Linked DNA regions of Mus musculus: region 2 is linked to region 1. The links are chromatin loops, found by intact Hi-C in ENCODE. Cell type or tissue: left cerebral cortex. All regions are shown on one strand. Each heading gives the region's core, and the rest is flanking DNA. Links, peaks and the distances in the headings are about the cores only. Region 1 holds the start of Smap1 (small ArfGAP 1). Region 2 has its middle 5.5 kb from the start of Col9a1.

Evidence for each region. Hi-C counts contacts between places; a loop is a spot of excess contacts. Peaks named below come from ENCODE experiments on the same cell type or tissue, not always from the same donor. Only the 100,000 strongest peaks of a DNase experiment are listed, where the experiment ranks them.
Region 2: it touches region 1 in a loop (2.8-fold over the local background); 2 of 42 quality-filtered maps call a loop at or near these places.

The regions. Positions count from the first base shown.
Region 1 is chr1:23,916,951-23,925,288 of GRCm38, forward strand. It overlaps Smap1 (small ArfGAP 1), which reads right to left and starts at 5,431. Exons shown (of 10, transcript NM_028534.3): 1 at 5,088-5,431. The coding sequence starts at 5,205. In left cerebral cortex, for the core only: a CTCF peak has its summit at 3,492 (motif pointing right); DNase peaks (open chromatin) are centred at 2,304, 3,548 and 5,478; H3K4me3 peaks cover 3,000 bases; H3K27ac peaks cover 1,043 bases.
Region 2 is chr1:24,167,942-24,176,279 of GRCm38, forward strand. No RefSeq gene overlaps it. Among named protein-coding and RNA genes, the nearest start is that of Col9a1, 5.5 kb to the right of the region's middle. In left cerebral cortex, for the core only: a CTCF peak has its summit at 3,727 (motif pointing left); DNase peaks (open chromatin) are centred at 3,716, 4,991 and 5,328.

The sequences.
Region 1 (8,338 bases), core at 67-8,066:
GCTAGGACCCCAAGAGGCCGAGTTGGTGGTTGGTGATGTGTCGTGGTATGTTAGTAACTGCTCGAAGAAGAAACAAGGAAGCAATTAGACTCAGAGATACCTTTCCCGTCACTCTTTCTCTCCTATCAAGCGACGGGGGTGAAGTGGGAGGGGTTGAGAGTGGGAAAGGAAGAACCACAAAGTAGAAAGGCCACTACAAGCAAAGAAGAAACAAGGAAGAGATTAGATTCGGGGTCTCTGTATGCCCTCCCCACCCCCAATCCTTTCTCTCCTATCCAGTGATAGGGATAAACCCAGGAGGGGGAGACAAAGGGTGGGACAAAAGAGAACACCACAAATAAGCCAAGACCAGCTACACACCTCTGTGCTTATAAATTAATTCTGTAAGCATAAACATCAGCTCCTGGGGTAAACTTTACTTTTCAGTAAAAGTTCTTTTACAAGAGTTTTCTCTAACCCCTTCCCTGGCTAACTCTTGGAGCTGGCTCTTACAACCAAATATGCTCAGCTGTTTCTACTCTGACCCAAAAGGCAAGGTGTCTTTACATATTAGAGTCAGCCCACTGTAAGCACGTGGAAAGCACAAGTGCAGCATGAGCCACCCCACTACAGTAGAAACTACTGACAAAACCATCTAAACGTGTCTCCATCTTCCCACCTAGTCACCAACTGAGGGAGTGAAAGACAACTACGGCAGTCAAGCAATGACAATTCTGGCATGATGTGGTCAGAGTCCAGAAATGACTCCTGAGTTTTAACTTCCTGCAGGTTTTTCACCGATCCCTTAAACCCCTAACAAAAACTGGACGCAGTGGCTCTGTAGCTACACCCTGCTCTACATCCTGATTCATACACTGGCACACAGTACATGACGCACGATCCTCTTACCCTTGGACTCTGACTACCAGTAATAATCACCTCCCATACCATCTCAACCAAATCTGATCATTTTCAAAGACAGCTCGCCAAAATAAAACGGCCATATAGAAACCACTTCTACCTTCTATATACCATACCCTGGGTGTATATAGCAGTGTCGTCTAATTCTTGCTCTAGTTAGTGAAAGCTCACTGTACCTTCAACTCACAAGTCTCCTGTGATTCACAGGGTCCCCCAACGCCACGCCCTTTTACAATGTACTTACTCTCATTCACACTCACTGCCTCTGACTGTTCATTCTTATACTCATTCATACAACCAAAAGGTATTTGCTGAGTTCTATTTTCCTACCAAACTCATTCACTGTGCTTTAAGGCTGAGGAAGCTACTCTGAGCAACATAAACAAGACTTCTCCTTCAAAGCTGCAATTCAATAGAAATATGGAGTGCCCAACCATTACTTCAGTGATGTTCTAATTATAAGTGTGGTAAGATTTAAAATAATGTCGCAAGTGTACAAATAAAAGTAAACTTAGTCTGGGAAGCTGAAGGGAAACTAGAAATGACATTTAAGCAAAATGTAAAGATGAGCAAAAGCTGAAACAACAGAAGCCAGAAGGCTCATTCGTAGGACTAGCACAAAGGCTTTGAGGAATCATCAGAGCTGGTGAGCAAGGGTCAAGGCCCAGGGAAAGGGCGAGAAAGAAAGAAAGAGAAGGTTATTTCTTTTTTTTGGTTTTTTTTTTTTTGGGGGGGGGGGGGTTCAAGACAGGGTTTCTCTGTATAGCCCTGGCTGTCCTGGAGCTCACTTTGTAGACCAGGATGGCCTTGAACTCAGAAATCCGCCTGCCTCTGCCTCCTGAGTGCTGGGATTAAAGGCGTGCACCACCACGCCCGGCCGAGAAGGTTATTTCTTATAGCCGCTACCGTTACACTTGGCATACTGTTTCAGAATCACTCATTCTGAATATTGCCATGTTCAGTCTCCATTAAACATACTCCTTTCAGTCTTATAAAAGTTTCTGTACCAAAACCTAATCCAGTTCTTAACTGTCCTCAAGACCTGTGGAAAAAAGAAGTGTTTGAATTAAGAAAGCAGCATACCCTTTGAATACTACAAAGTCTGAAAAAATTAACTCTAGGGTTCAAAACCTTGAGTCTCTGACTGCCCTAAAACTTACTGAGCAAGAAAGTCATTTTCATTCCAATTTTTACATATTTTAAAAAAATCAAAGCCAGTATTACTTATGAATGAAGCTTAAATTCTGAAAAGTAAATTTAAGATGGCAAATTTAAAATGACTCCATATCCTCGCTACCCATACTGCCACCAATTAATAATCATGAGAACTGCTTTCAACTCCTGCAGAGTCACAGTGATAGCCGGAGTCAGGCAGCTCTATCTGGCAGTTCCTGCTCTCCAGTTGTACAATGTATTGAAGAACAGGGTCAAGAGCAGGAGCCGGGACCTGTGCCATCATGTCCTCCTTCCTTGCTAATACTGTCAGTACCAGACATACAAGCTAATGACTAAGAAAGTGTCAAAATCCAACCGGCACTCCTCTGCTAACTCTACTCAGGTAACAGATGATAAACTAAGCTTTCTTTTAGGTCCATGTTCTCACAGAATAATGGGAAACTCTTTTAAAGTAAGAAAACAGAACTTCACCACTTACATTTATTATGGTTACTGACATATAGAACAACAGATTCAAAGTCATACAAAAAGCCAAGGAGGATTTTACTCTAAGAATATGTCAAAATGGGCTCGCCCATACCAAAAGCACAAAACTTTACAAGAAGTGTATAAAGTTATACAGTGTATAGTATGCATACTCAGGAAGGAAAGATAGGAAAATCACAAGACTGAGGCTAACCAGGATGACAAACCCATCTCAAAAAAGAGGAGGGATGTAACAGTGGAAAAATGCTTGCCTCCCACATAGAAATCAATGGTGTTTGATCCCACAGTACACACAAATGCATCTTACACATACATACACACACACACACACACACCCTATAAATCCTAAGTAAAATGTGAAATGGTCATACCAGTGAATATTTCCTTAAGTATCAAAATAAAACAATAAAATAATTTACAACCATTATTCTAGGTTTGGCTGAAATTCATAATCTTTCTAAGTCACTGACAACAGAGCCCATGGCCTTCCAGTGGAGCCCTTGAACTACTGATACTAGACTATCCCACTTTTCCCACTTCTCAAGAAAAGAGAAAATTCATAATTAAGTGACTAAACAAGAGCAAAATAAAAAGCTATTCATTCCACATACATGGACTGGATTCACGCGGTTACACAAAAGTGATCAAAACAAATGTTGCCTACTGTTCAGAAGTAAAACTTCTTTACCCAATTAAAGAAGAACGTAATTGCTTTCTTTCCATCTCCCAAAAACAGAAAAAAAAAAAAAAAAGGTTAACACATTTAGTGAAAATCTGAAAATCTGATTGCAGTACCCCTTTGGAGAAAGAAATTTGAATCTTTTAAGTTACTTCTATTCATGAAAGGAAATTATTGGCTTACATTGACTTACATAATTCTTTTACAAATGTGTATGAATTTTCATGTCTCTGTGCCATCTGCATGCCTGGTGGCTACAGGGGCCAGCAGAGGGCCTGGGACCTGCTGTTCCTAGAGTTACAGAGAGAGCTGCTATGTGGCTCGGGAGCAGCCGGTGTTCTGACCCTAGACCATCTCTGCAGCCCTGGATGCTCTTTAGCCACAGCTTCCCAGACCAGAGTCTTTACTTAACTGTGTTAGGACTCAAGGTGATGAAACATAAACTAACTCTGGCCCTTGTTCCTTTTCTTAGCTTCTAATAACCTATTTTTTTTAAGTGTTTTACAAGTAAAAAGATAAGAGAGTGACTGAGCTTCAATACAGAACACTATTTCCTAATAACCACATGCAAGAATCAAGTACCAAGCAAGCAAATAAATATTACTACAAAAATCAGGCATGCCTTTTCTTTTAAATGCCTTGCCTAAGGATTACATGGGATAACCTCACAGTCAAGTTACTATAATGCTGTAAAGTGCTTCATAAAAATCCCAATTAAAGTGTGTACATGTGATTTCGCCCAGTAAGGAAGTAGCTGTTATGACAGAGAGATGATGCTGATGTTATGAGACTTAATTTATTCACATATAACCCAGCCTACTGCAATGGACTCTTTTGCTCAGTGTTGAGAGAAAACAGTAAAAACTCTAGAAAAGTAGTTAAATAATGCAGAAATCTTAATCCTCGCTCACAATGGCTGTCTCTGCTCCCAGCAACTACCTATTTCCCAGAGAAAAATCAAATGTACATTTTCCTAACTACATAGAAGTAGGATTTTTAAATCTCCATTACTCTCCATGATATTACTTACATTAGAAATAAACCACATCTCCAAACAAAAACTATCAGCTAAAAATAATTTATCTATTTCAAAGGCTCAAGCAGAAACCTCCACCTGAACTAAAAATAGTGGGGTTTTTTTTTCTTCTTCTTCTTCTCAGTATCTTAAAATGCACCTTCCACATTTATGAAGTGGACAGACCAGTGTCCACAAATTCGCCAATGGGTCGTCTGGGGGAATCTAACGACTGAACTCTTTATGAACATAACACACTTTCCTTAGGACACTATAACATCCAGAATAAGAGAGTGTGAGTGTGTGTGTGTGTGTGTGTGTGTGTGTGTGTTATACATAGTATACACAAATAATGAAAACCCTATCTCGATTATGTTATGCAGTGACATCTCAAACCACCCCAAAACACTGTTCTTTTTCAGAAACAGAAGTAAACGCCCTGTGCAAGAGCTGTCAGGTGGGCAGGCAGGTAGGGCTCCATCTGGGACACCGCACCACTGGGGAAAGGGAGGACGACGCGATCTCGTGGGAGGAAGGGAGGGTCGCCAAGAGGACAGGGACCTAAGGGCGACTCCACCCACGGAGTCGCTGAGGCTGAGGCAGGAGGGCTCCCACAGCCCTATCAGCACCGCCCAGCCGGCGGCCCAAGGCGGTGGCAGCGGCGCGACGCCGGCTCCGAGCCGGAGGCTGAGGCCGCGACCTCCGTGCTAGCCGAGAGCCAGAGGCCGCCCGCCCTCCCGGGAGAGCCGGCGCGGACGAGACGCCGCGGAGGGTGGGAAGGTCACAGCCGCAGGAGGCCCCGGCCGAGCGGCCACCAAGCCCGCGCGCTACCTTTGGCCTCGCAGTCGGCGCAGTACTTGTTGTCCTCCTCCCTCAGCAGTTTGGACAGGATGAGCTGGTGCTGCTCGTTCAGCTTCTGAGCCTTCTCCCGACAGGAGCGTGTCGCCATGTCGGCGGCGGGGCGGCGGGCCCGGACGCGGGCGAGCGGACGGGCGGACGGCGCTGGCGAGGCCGGGCGGGCGAGGGCACCTGACGCCGCTGGGGCCGCGGACGGACTCGGCCCAGGAAGCGGCGGCAGCGGCGGTGGCGGCGGCGGCTGGAACCGGAGGAGGGGCGGCGGCGGCCGAGCCAGCGCCGACGTGTCCCGCCTCCTCGCCGGGCCCGCCGCACGCTCCGCCCGAGCCGGCGAGGGGCGGGGCGGGAAGAGCCGCCGCTTCCGGGAGGACGCAGCGCTGGGCGCTGCGCATGCGCCCAGCTGCCCGCGTGCCGGGAGACTCCCAAGGTGATTCCAGAGAAGCGTCTGACGCTCCCCGGGGCGAGATTCCCCACTCTTGACACCTGATCGTCGCTTGAAGCCTCTAGAGACCTGAAAGTGGAAGAATTTTTTTTTTTTACCGGGAAGCGACTTTCACAGTCTTTGCATTTTTCACAGTCTTTGCATTTGTGTACACAGCACTGGAAATGTCCAAATTATAGTTATATATATATAGTTATAATGGGTAGATGCATCCCATGTGTGTGCATCGGGAGTTTGGAAACGGTATACTAGAAGCGGATGGAATGAAATGGGGCTAAAAGTGTCTTACGTTTTAGAGGAAAATAGACATGTTTGGGGGGGAGAGGTAACGTAATAAACCCTACCTCCCTCAACAATATTGATAATCTCATATACAGGAAAATGAGGCAAAACAGTCAAGTCACTTGGCCATGCTACAAGTGGAAGAGTTAAAACCAGGCAATATACCCCGCCTAGGAAGAGGGAAAGTGATCAAAAAGTGAATTATTAAAGGGATGTCACTTTAAGAAATTGTGTGCTGCTAGGATCCCTTCCCTGGGAGAAACTTAAGCCTGTTCCTTCTCGTAAGATCCTAAAGACAAACTTAGGTATAATTCCAACAAAGTTCACCCAGGAGAACCAATGAGCTTATTAGGCTTAAAGAGCAACTGGTAAGGGGTATGGATAGGAGCATAGATGACCTTAGAATAGCCACACTGGAAGGTCTGCACATAGCAAGGATGATGGTCCTTAGGAACCTGACATGGAATTCCCTCCCTCCATCTTCCCCCAGGTATATCCTCTAGCCCCTCCCTGAGACCAGATACAAGCAGGGCAGAACCACATACAACAGTGACTGAATAGTGTGGTAGGGGTTCCCTTCCATAAGTCTCCATATACCCTCCCTATGGTGGAACATAAATAGTCAACAGGCCCAGCTGTGATGGTCCTTTGCAAGAAGGCCAAGCACAAGGCTTCTGAAACTGACAGTGTGTTTCAGAAGATGTTCCTACATAACACAATGTAAACGACATTCTTCCCTGCAAGGAAAGACAGTTTTAAAAAGGAAGACATTCTCGATGATAGCCCATCAGGTTTACTAAGGTTGAACTCAGTGAAACAGTTGGAGTGATTCGGCTTGCTGTGTAGTAAGTATGAGCAATACTATGTGTGGGCCTTATGTAAGTAGAATAAACATAGCCCTGGCCTGAGGTAGGAGAGATGCTAAGAATGGCAGGAAGCAGGATTCTCTGTGATACGCTCTACCTATCCCTCTTGGGCTTAAGATTCCAAAGACATAAAAGCGGATCATGGCAGGGAAGCATTGGCAGAGAGCAGAAGACACAGTCACTGGAGCAGAAGCTGGAGGCTATCTTGGAAGCAGAGCATGCTGGGAACACAGAAAGGCTTTACAACTCAAACCTTACACATGTGACATACTGCCTCGGCAAGGCCATGCCTCCTAAACTTACCCAAACAGTGTCACTAACTAGGGACCAATTATGCAAACATCTCAGCCTATGGGAGATAGTCTCATCAAACCACCACATTATGACAACAAGATGAGGCAGGAAACACCGAAAATGTAGTTTAGCAACCTGGAAGAGAGAGAGAGAGAGAGAGAGAGAGAGAGAGACTCCCTTTAAAAACAAAAGTTATTAATTCCTTAAGAGTTTCATACATACAATGCATTTTTATTGTATCTCCCACCACATACTCCTCCTCTACAACCCTATCTCAACCTAATGTCCTCTGATCTGAGGGGTGTGTGTGTGTGTGTGTGTGTTGCGGTTTTGAGGTTTGAGGTCACTAGATCGTTTTTTTTTTTTTTTTTTTTTTTTTTTTTTTTTTTGCACTGCCCACATATTCGTGGCTGTGGTGCTCTCCACTAGAACAGAGGTTCTTAACCTTCCTAGTAAAGCAACCCTTGAATATATTTCCTCATGTTGTGATGACCCCCACACACACCCATAAAATTATTTGTGTTGCTACTTTATAACTATAATTTTGCTACTTTTATGAGTCATAATGTAAATGTGGTGGTTTGAATATGTTTAGCCCGGGGAGGTGTGGCCTTGGTGGAGGAAGTTTGTCACTGTTGCAGTAGGCTTTGACCCTTTTCCTAGTTGCCTGGAAGTCAGTCTTCTACTGACTGCTTTTGGATCAAGATGTAGAACTCTTGGCTCCTTCTCCAGCACCATGTCTGCCTGGACACTGCCATGATTCCTGCCATGATAATAATGGACTGAACCTCCGAACCTGAAAGCCAGCCCCAATTAAATGTTGTCCCTTATAAGAGTTTCTTTGGTCATGATGTGTGACAGAATTTTTCCTGTCAAATCACACTAACAGGAGTGTGATGCAGAAGGCCAGTGATTGTACAGGGAAAGAGAGGAGAAGCTAAGAGTTGCAGAGACAGAGAGCTTCTATGGAGAGAAAAAGGGCCAAGATAGAAGCAGATAGACAGGAAGAAGAACCTGAAACAGCATGGCTTTAATTAGCCACTGGTAGTTATGATATCATAAAGGATAGAATAATTGGGATAATTTGTTTAATCTAGGTGGGCAGCTTTTATCATTATCAATTGGTTCTGAAATTATTGTATTGACATCTTACGAGTTGAGAATTTATTGATACATAAATCTGACTTGTTAATTATAAGCTTCCAGGGTTTTTATTTACTGGGTTACTGAAATGTGGGACCGTCAACTACAGGGGTTTATGGCAGAAAGGGAACTAATGGCTCCAGAGACAAGCAAACCAGAGCTGGGTACACAGTGGTCAATCCCTGCAGGGGCTAGCTAGA
Region 2 (8,338 bases), core at 242-8,241, 250 kb after region 1:
AATACTCACTGAATCTCTACATAAAGAATGACACACAAATAATATTTTCAAAAGGTAAGTTACACCTTACCCCAAACTAAAGGCTGCTCATACATTTTCATACCTCTAAGTTTTGCTCAAGTTATTCCAACCTTCTGTCCCCTTTTGCCATGCAGTGTATGATTCATTTCTCAGCATTAGGCTAAGGTGTCAACCCTTCAATGAGATGCTCTTGAATTCCTCTGGGCAGTACCAGCCACGTCTACCTTTCTGTAGCTGGGCTACTTTGCTAATGCATGGTTCTGCCCCTTTCTTTGGGGTAGTTCTAGGCGAGTCAAAGTATGTCCCAGGTTTGGGATCTATCTGTCTATTCATCCTTGATGGTTTGGGGTTTATCTGTCTACTCATCCTTGAGGACTGAGCAGGCTTGGCACATACTGAATGTGAGCTGGTTAAAATTTTGATTGCTCAGGAAAACGATAATGATTGCCTGCAGCCTGTAATGAGTGAGGTATGCATGAGATTATAGATGATCAAGACCCCTACCTGTGATACTTCAAATTCCAACACAAAATGTGACGTGGACAGAGCCACAGAGCAATATAGGGTAAAATACCAAAATTCCACAAATATATGTGTCTTTTAAGAATTTCAGATCATGTGTATGTGCTCATTTGCCCACAACTTCTCCAAGATTCATCCTCACTTCCCTAGTTACCCAACTTTGGCTTCACAAACCAAACCAAACCAACCCACCCATCAAGTCCAGTTTGTACCATTAAAATATTCTGGCATATCCGTATGGCCTCTTTTCATTGAAATATGCTCAACTTATCAGGGGCTACACTCTCATAGAGAAAACTGACATTAAAATTTCTCCAATGCTCCCGATAAACCAAGTTAAAGGTAGAGAATTTAGAGTAGGAGCCCTGAAACAGGACCCGTCCCAATCCATACGATATCTTGCATGGGGTGTGTCTATGACTTCTGTTGGTCGTCTTATCAATGCACTGCTGTGCTAAACCCTTGAGCATATGTACCTCCATCAGAGCTCTGACTTGGTAACCAGTAAAACAGACTCATTATTATTTATTATTATTTAACCAACATTTGAAATAGTTTAGAGGAGTCAATGGGGGAAGGAGAATAGGAGTGAATAATTCTGCACAGAATAGAACGGAGAGCCTCTTCAACACTGTGAGCATGCACATGTGTTTATGTGCACAATCGTGGGCAGGCAAAGCTTCTTGTCAGAGAATCCTGAGGTTGGTATGTCTTGCTGTGTGTCATTTTCTTTAGCAACTCATTGAATGTTTTGAGCCTCACCTCTCTTGTAAAATGGCATTGTTGATGAACTGTGTATGTTAAAGAGAAAAAAGTTTGGGTGTAGTTTCTGGTAGCGAGCAAGTGTGCATCCTTCTGTAATTCTAGAAGGAATTCCACAGGAAGCCCTGCAGCCAGCATAGACTGAGAAAACACGTTTGATCCCACTCCTCTGTCGACATCCTCCCAAGTCCTGGACGGCTCTGATTTTCCTGCAGGTACTCTGTGAGCTGTCCAATCCTGGAACCACTGTGTTGATGTTGGCGCCCCCATCAGCTCCTAACGGCTCTAAGCTCAGTCGTTAATAATGAAGGCTATCACTTGTCTAGGTTCCAGTTGCTGCTGCTATTCCTGGTATCAGCCGTGGTTTCAGAGAGATTTGAAGTAAAAGGAGGTAATAGAAGGAAGGACTCCTGTGGGTGCCCTTAGGAACCACTGGAATGTCTGTGCATGTCTTTGTGGCTTTTTGGTTAGCTGTTTGCCTGTGAGCTTACAATCCACATGGCTCTGGGTGAGAAAAAATCTTAAAAAGAAAAAAAATCCCATTGGCTTCTGGCAGCAGTCTCCCACTGGTACTCAAAAGCCTCTTTCTATATAGATGTTTTCTCTCTTAAGGTTGTATAAGTCTCCATTAAAAGCTGTAACTTTCACCTCAAGTAAGAGGTTTGTACTCTTGGAATTTGCTGTCGTGAGGTATGTGTTCTATTGCTGAGTTACATCCCCAGTGAGAATTTGATATGTTGTATGTGACATGTGATCACATTTAGATTTTGGGACAGCACATGCATGCGTTCTTTTTTTTTTTGTTGCTTGAATTTTTTCTTTTATTTTTTATTCACTATTTTTACGTTCCAGATTTTATCATAACCCCAACCCCACATCCACCCTCCTACTGTTCCACAATCCATTCCTCCTCTCCACTCCCTTGTCTCAATGAAGATATCCTCAACCCTCTAACCTCTTCACCAGCATCTGCTGTCACCTGAGTTTTTAATCTTAGCCATTCTGATTGGTGTAAGGCTGAATCTTAAAGAGGCACTAAAGTTTTGCTATGCCTGCTATGCCCACCATACCCACAGCTTACGTGCAGAAAAGGAACTCAAGAAAACACGAAGTTGTGGTAAGAGGAGTCTTCCTTAGGTAGGGAAGCCAGTAGTGGTTGTTTTATTTCCTGTTGCTATGTTCTCTAAAATATCTGTGTAGCAGTTCCAAAGCAAAGAAGCCCTGTGTTTTCACAGGAATGGATACACCCATTCACGCACACACATATATGTATGGAAACAGTTACATGTATGTGTAAAGTTACATATATACGTATAAAACAAAGTCAGGGCATTGGGCATCATGAATGCAAGTGTCAAGTGTTACAGGCAACCATTGCTGGATCCACAGTGATTGTTAGGATGCCCTTTTTATACCTACTTACAACCCAGTAGTCTAAGGTATTTTCTTCGTCCCTAACTGAACTCTCACAGCTATCTTCAATGTAGTTTCTTTGCCAAGAAATCTGGATGGCTGCATCTGTTTCTTTGGATTATTATAAATCACAAAATAGATCATGATGAGAAAGATTCTTGAAAAATCACTGAGTATTGTGTTCAGGAAGGTGCTGATGGAGAGCTTGAAGGACAAGTTTACGGCGGCTCTGTGGGAAGAAGAATAGAAATGTAGGGAAAGTTAAGAGTATGAAATGGAAGGAAGGTGGGCTATCGGTTGGCTTACCTTGATGGCTCTGGGTAGGTTTCTTTAGAAGCTGTGTATTGGCCAGGTATATTTGAAGCATGGAGCCACACTTTATTTCTCAGGATCTAAATGAACCATGACTTACTGAAGCAGAGGAATAAACAGCAGAGGAAAACGTGCTCCCATAACCAAAATAAATCAAGCTAAAATGTTTGTGTGCCTGGCTACGTATTAAGTTCTAATTTAACCCTTAAAGTGTGTCCATAAAGAGGGTGCTTTTGTAATTTTTATTTTTGTTTTGTTTTTATTATTATATTATGTTATATTATTTTATTATTAGCTTACAAATAAGTAAACTGAGCCAGAGAGGGTAATTCCTCTTGCAGCTACAAAGCAAAGTTTCTAGCAAGCTAGAGTGTGTGTCTTCCAAGCTCAGTCCTAAGGGTTGGCTTTGTTAGCCAGAAGGAATGTACTGGGGCAGAGCTAATTTTAGTTGTTCATTTTGTTGCTCTCTAACAGGCTTTTAAGAACAATCATAGTGCATTGTATTTGTGCATCTATCTTGAGAGCAGCCCCAAAACGGAATCAATTATAACACTTTACTTTCTACACATGGAAAATAACAAAAAACGGGACATTTGCATAAAATCAGTTTTCTACTTAAGTAATGGGAAATCAAGGTCTCTGATTCCTTAGCTAAGGTTTCAGATTCCAGGGTCACACTGCCACCTAGTGTAGAGAGAGCATATTCCCCCCCAAGCAGAAAGTACTGAACCGGGTGTAAGATGCCAAGGGATGCAGCAAAAGGGAGCATGTTTAAGAGGAAGGGATTTCAGGATTAATGATGGTTCTATGTTTTATTAATGGAGGTTAGCGTGTAGGAGCTCAATTTTATTATTAATAGCATTGAGTTTATTATTAATAGCATTGAGTTGGTGAGTGATAATAGGGTAAAGTGTAAAGAGGAGACAGGTATCTCTACTTATTTATTTTATTATATCTATTAATTTATTATGCCCTTACGGTTTCCATATTATTTATTTATTTTTCTATTCATTCATTCATTCATTCATTCATTCACTCATTCACTTTACATCCTGAGCCCAGCTTCCACCTCTCCTCCCAGTGGCCCTCTCACACAGCCTCCCTCTTCCTCTCTCCTCCTTGGAGAAGGGTGAGGCTCTCCTGGGTACCAACTCACCTTGGCACACCAAGTCACTGCAGGACTAGGCACATTCTCTCCCACTGAGGCCAGACAAGGTGACCCAGTTATGGGACTAGGATCCAAAGGTAGGCAGCAGAGTCAGGGACAGCTGCTGCTCTAATTGTTAGGAAACCCACCTGAATAGCAAGCTGTACATCTGCTACATATATGTCTAGTCCACGCTTGCTCTTTAGTGGTTCAGTCTTTGGGAAGTCCCTAAGGGTCCAGGTTAGTTGACTCTGTTGGTCTTTTTATGGAGTTCCTATCCCCTCCCTGACAAGTACATTTTAAAAATAGATGTCTTGTAAGGAATGTAATGCATGTGTCTTTTCATTATCTCTAAGGGTCTCAGGAAGTCTTATCGGTTAAACTGATAATTATTTAGAAATCTTATTTAACAAATAATTATTATATACTTATAGCCTGCAAGGCAGTGCCTGTGGCAACAAAGGGGATGGGCTCAAAGGAGTTGTAAACATGACTTGAATAAGCAGAGGCTTTCAATGGGCCACCACCAGCAGCAGCATTCCCAGCAACAGCAGCAGCAACATTTCGGAGCTTATTAAGATGCAAATTTTTGGACCTGCCTTAAATCTTCTGGGACTGGAGTCCAGTAATCTGTTTTAAGCATCTTGGTGGTTGATTCAAATGTAGCTTTTGGCTCCACTGTTAGAAAAGAAGCCCTGCCAGTACACAGAGAACCTTGCTGATGGGCTAGAATGCATGGTTTGGAGGAAAGCAAATGAGTCTTAGGACACGAACCAGCTGCTGTCAACTTGGAGATCCACAGGCAGCAAATACAGCAACGGCTCCCTGAAGCATATGTGCTCTGGTGGGTGGCAGATTGATTTCTCTCTTCCTTGGAGAACTGGAAATGGTCATATTTTAGAGGAAGCAAAAATAATACCCTGGAAAGGTTTGGGGGTTGGCAAGGTCAACATTGCCGTGTCTTTGGCATTACTGTTTTACTGCACGAGCACATATATTTGCGAGCGATTGCACAGAGAGATGAGTATACCATGGGGCTGTTTGCTTGCTCCGAGTCTAGATGATTAGGCTACAATTATGTGCATAGAACCAAAATAAGCAGATTTAAAATAGAGCTTTGATCAGGGTAGAATTTCTTTACAGTCAAACTGAACCCAACACAGGACAGTGGGAGTCTTAGTTTTTGCAACTCTCTGATTGTTAATCAGCATCTCAGCCAGAGGTTTCTATGATAAGTTTCAGGCTCTAGCTGTGGCTAATTTACAGCACCCTCACACAGCTCACACATGCTACCAGGCGCTCTGGATCTTACACTGAAAGATGTAATAAAGATGAATAAAAGCAGATGAATTAAGCTTCAAACTCAACTTCAGTAAGAAGCTGGTTAAAACACTCCTGCTTATTTGAAACTATAAAGTAATAGAATGCGGTGGTCACAACATCTTTATTGTCGTCAGGTTATCATTACTCAATTCAAAATCACATTTAAAAGAAAAACAGATACTCATGTGGAAACAAAGGAACTTGCCCCACTATTTGGTGAGCTTGGTGTAATGTCCCAAGTCCTGTGTCAGGAAGTAAGAGGCATTGTGTCCACTGTGTTCCAGTCCAGTATTTTTTTTTCTAACCATGACTTGCAAGTCATTACTGATTCTCACAACAATATTTTGATCTGGTCATCTTTATTAGAAAAGGGAATAGAAAATGAATCGAAAAATAGAATATAGCACATTTACAGGCGTACGTGTTATTTTCTGAAACCTTTGCTTTAGTTTGTGTATAAGCTGTTGAAATGGGTCTCTCCCATCCTTTAAGCAACACCGGAATCTCTTCCAAAGACATGCCTGACAGTGTCACTGGGTACCCAAGGGCTTATGGTAGTTTCCACGACAACCAGAACAAAGTCTAAACTCCTTAGTACTATTCATAATCCCTCACCAAGTTCTTCCTATTGGATATTTCGAAAAAATTTCCCATATATTTAGTTGTTCAAGCTCAAAACCAGGAATATCCAGGAATATATTTTCTCTGTGCCCTCCATCCCTCCACCCCTCTACCCTTCCACCTCTCCATCCCTCAACCCCTTCCAACCTACTTTATCAATCTTACCTCTTCATCTTCATCCAGTCTTTCCTACCATCGATCCCCTCAGAGCAGCCTTCCCTGGCCCCCCTCCATTTAGGCCAGTCTCCACATCTCTTTCTGGCAAAACATTTCCCCAATAGTTTTAATTAAAGTTCCGACTGAAAATGTTTGGTGTCTGTCTCCCCATCCATGTGAGAACTGTGAGGGCCAGAGAGCTGGTCTGTGCTGTAACTGTAGAGTTGAGTTTAGGGTTCAAAGTAGGAGGGTTATGACTGACTAATTACCAAACGGTCTCTAAGCTCAGCTGGTCATTCCCCATGTGTGTTTTCTTCCTCCCATTACATAGTGTGCTTTCCCAGCCTAAGATGCACTGTTCTTCCCCAGTCTCTTGTAGGCTTCTAGTCATCTTTTCAGATTTCATCTCCTGGATGAAAGATTTCCCCGTGCCCTTGGAGTGAGTTCATCCTTGTTGACAGTCATTTTTATTCTCAGTAATGTAAGTCATTTTTCTTTCCCTGCTACAATGTGATTTTCCTCAGGGCAGGCGTGTGGTTATTTGTGCTTTTTGTCTCCTCAGCTACTAGTATTTATTTGGTGATACAGTTATTCGATAAATATGTATCGAATGCTTGAACAAACAAATGAAAGAAAACAGATGTTCAAGAAGGATGACTGTGACCATGGTCCCTAATTTAAGTTATAAGGAATAAATCATTTTGATTTATGGACGAGGACATATTTGTGCATATACACACTATAGGATCTTTGTGTACATGGTGGAGAGTTAAGGAGTGTGCAAAACTAATTATTATGTATAAAATTGATTGCTTGAAATGTCATGTTTTCTTAATGAATTTATGATCTGTCTGGAATGACAATTTTTTCTTTCGATTGGTTTTTCAGGGACAAATAGTATGTGTGTGTGTGGAACAGTGTTAGCGACAAAACCAAAAAACGAAAACAAAACAAAACTAAGTCTGGAGAGATGGCTCAGTGGGTAGGAGCACTTACCACTCCTGCAGAGAGGACCGGAGCTCAGTTCCCCCACCTATGTTTGTTGGATCTCAGCTGCCTGAAACGCCAGTTCAGGGGGACCTGATGCCCACTTCTGGCCTCTGCAGGTAACTGCAGTCATGTGCAAATTTCCCACACTTGGACACATAATTAAAAGAAAACAAAAAGATGGAAAAGCTTAAGGCCCTTTGACTTAAGGGTACCGCTTGATCTAAACAAGGATAGTGTGGAGTTTGAGTCTTTCTCCTGTGAGAATTTCATGTTACATTAGGAAATATAGTCAATGCTAGCTAAGATGGATGGAGCAGACAAAAGTATTTTTCTCGGGATTTTCATTTTTGTCTTAATAGAACTGTTAGCTTGTTGTTCACTATTTAAAGTAAACAGCCAGCCTGGCCAGAAGACTTGCCACTTGGGACCTTAGTTTCCTCTCATCTTTTATCTTTTATTCAGCGGCCCGTTCACCTGCTTTCTTATTTTAGTTGTAAAGAATTCTTCAAAGTGGCTTGAGAAGGGGCAAGCACGAAGGCGAGTTCTCTCAAACCCTTTGAAGGATTTCTGGAACACCTACGTGTACAGGAAAATTGCCTTTCTTCTTTCTTACAGATCACAAAACGCAGAGCTTGTCTAGAAAGAAATTCCTTTTGGAAAATGCCTTTCTCTCTGCAGATCTAAGGCTGGCTAGTTTCCCATAATTTCAGGCCATTAGGAAGCTCCCCAGAGGCAGGTTTTTCATTTTACATAAACTTCAACTAGCTTAAACAAATAAGTAGGTCTCAGGCCATTCAATGTTCTGAGCCAGGGCAGCTGCCTCAGAGATTGGGAATTTTGATAGAGAGCAAGCCCTGTGGACAGCACCACCCAGTAAGAAGAAACTTCCCAACCCCTCTAAATGAGTAGGCTAGGCACAAGACCACAGAAAGGGAGCCCGGGTAAGGTCCAATCAGAAACTCTCCGGCAAGCTGAGAGAGGCCAAAGTAAGAAAGACTTTACTGAAATAACAAACAGGCAAGGACTTGGGAGATATCTCAGTGGGTAACGCTTTTGCCTCAGAAGTCCGAG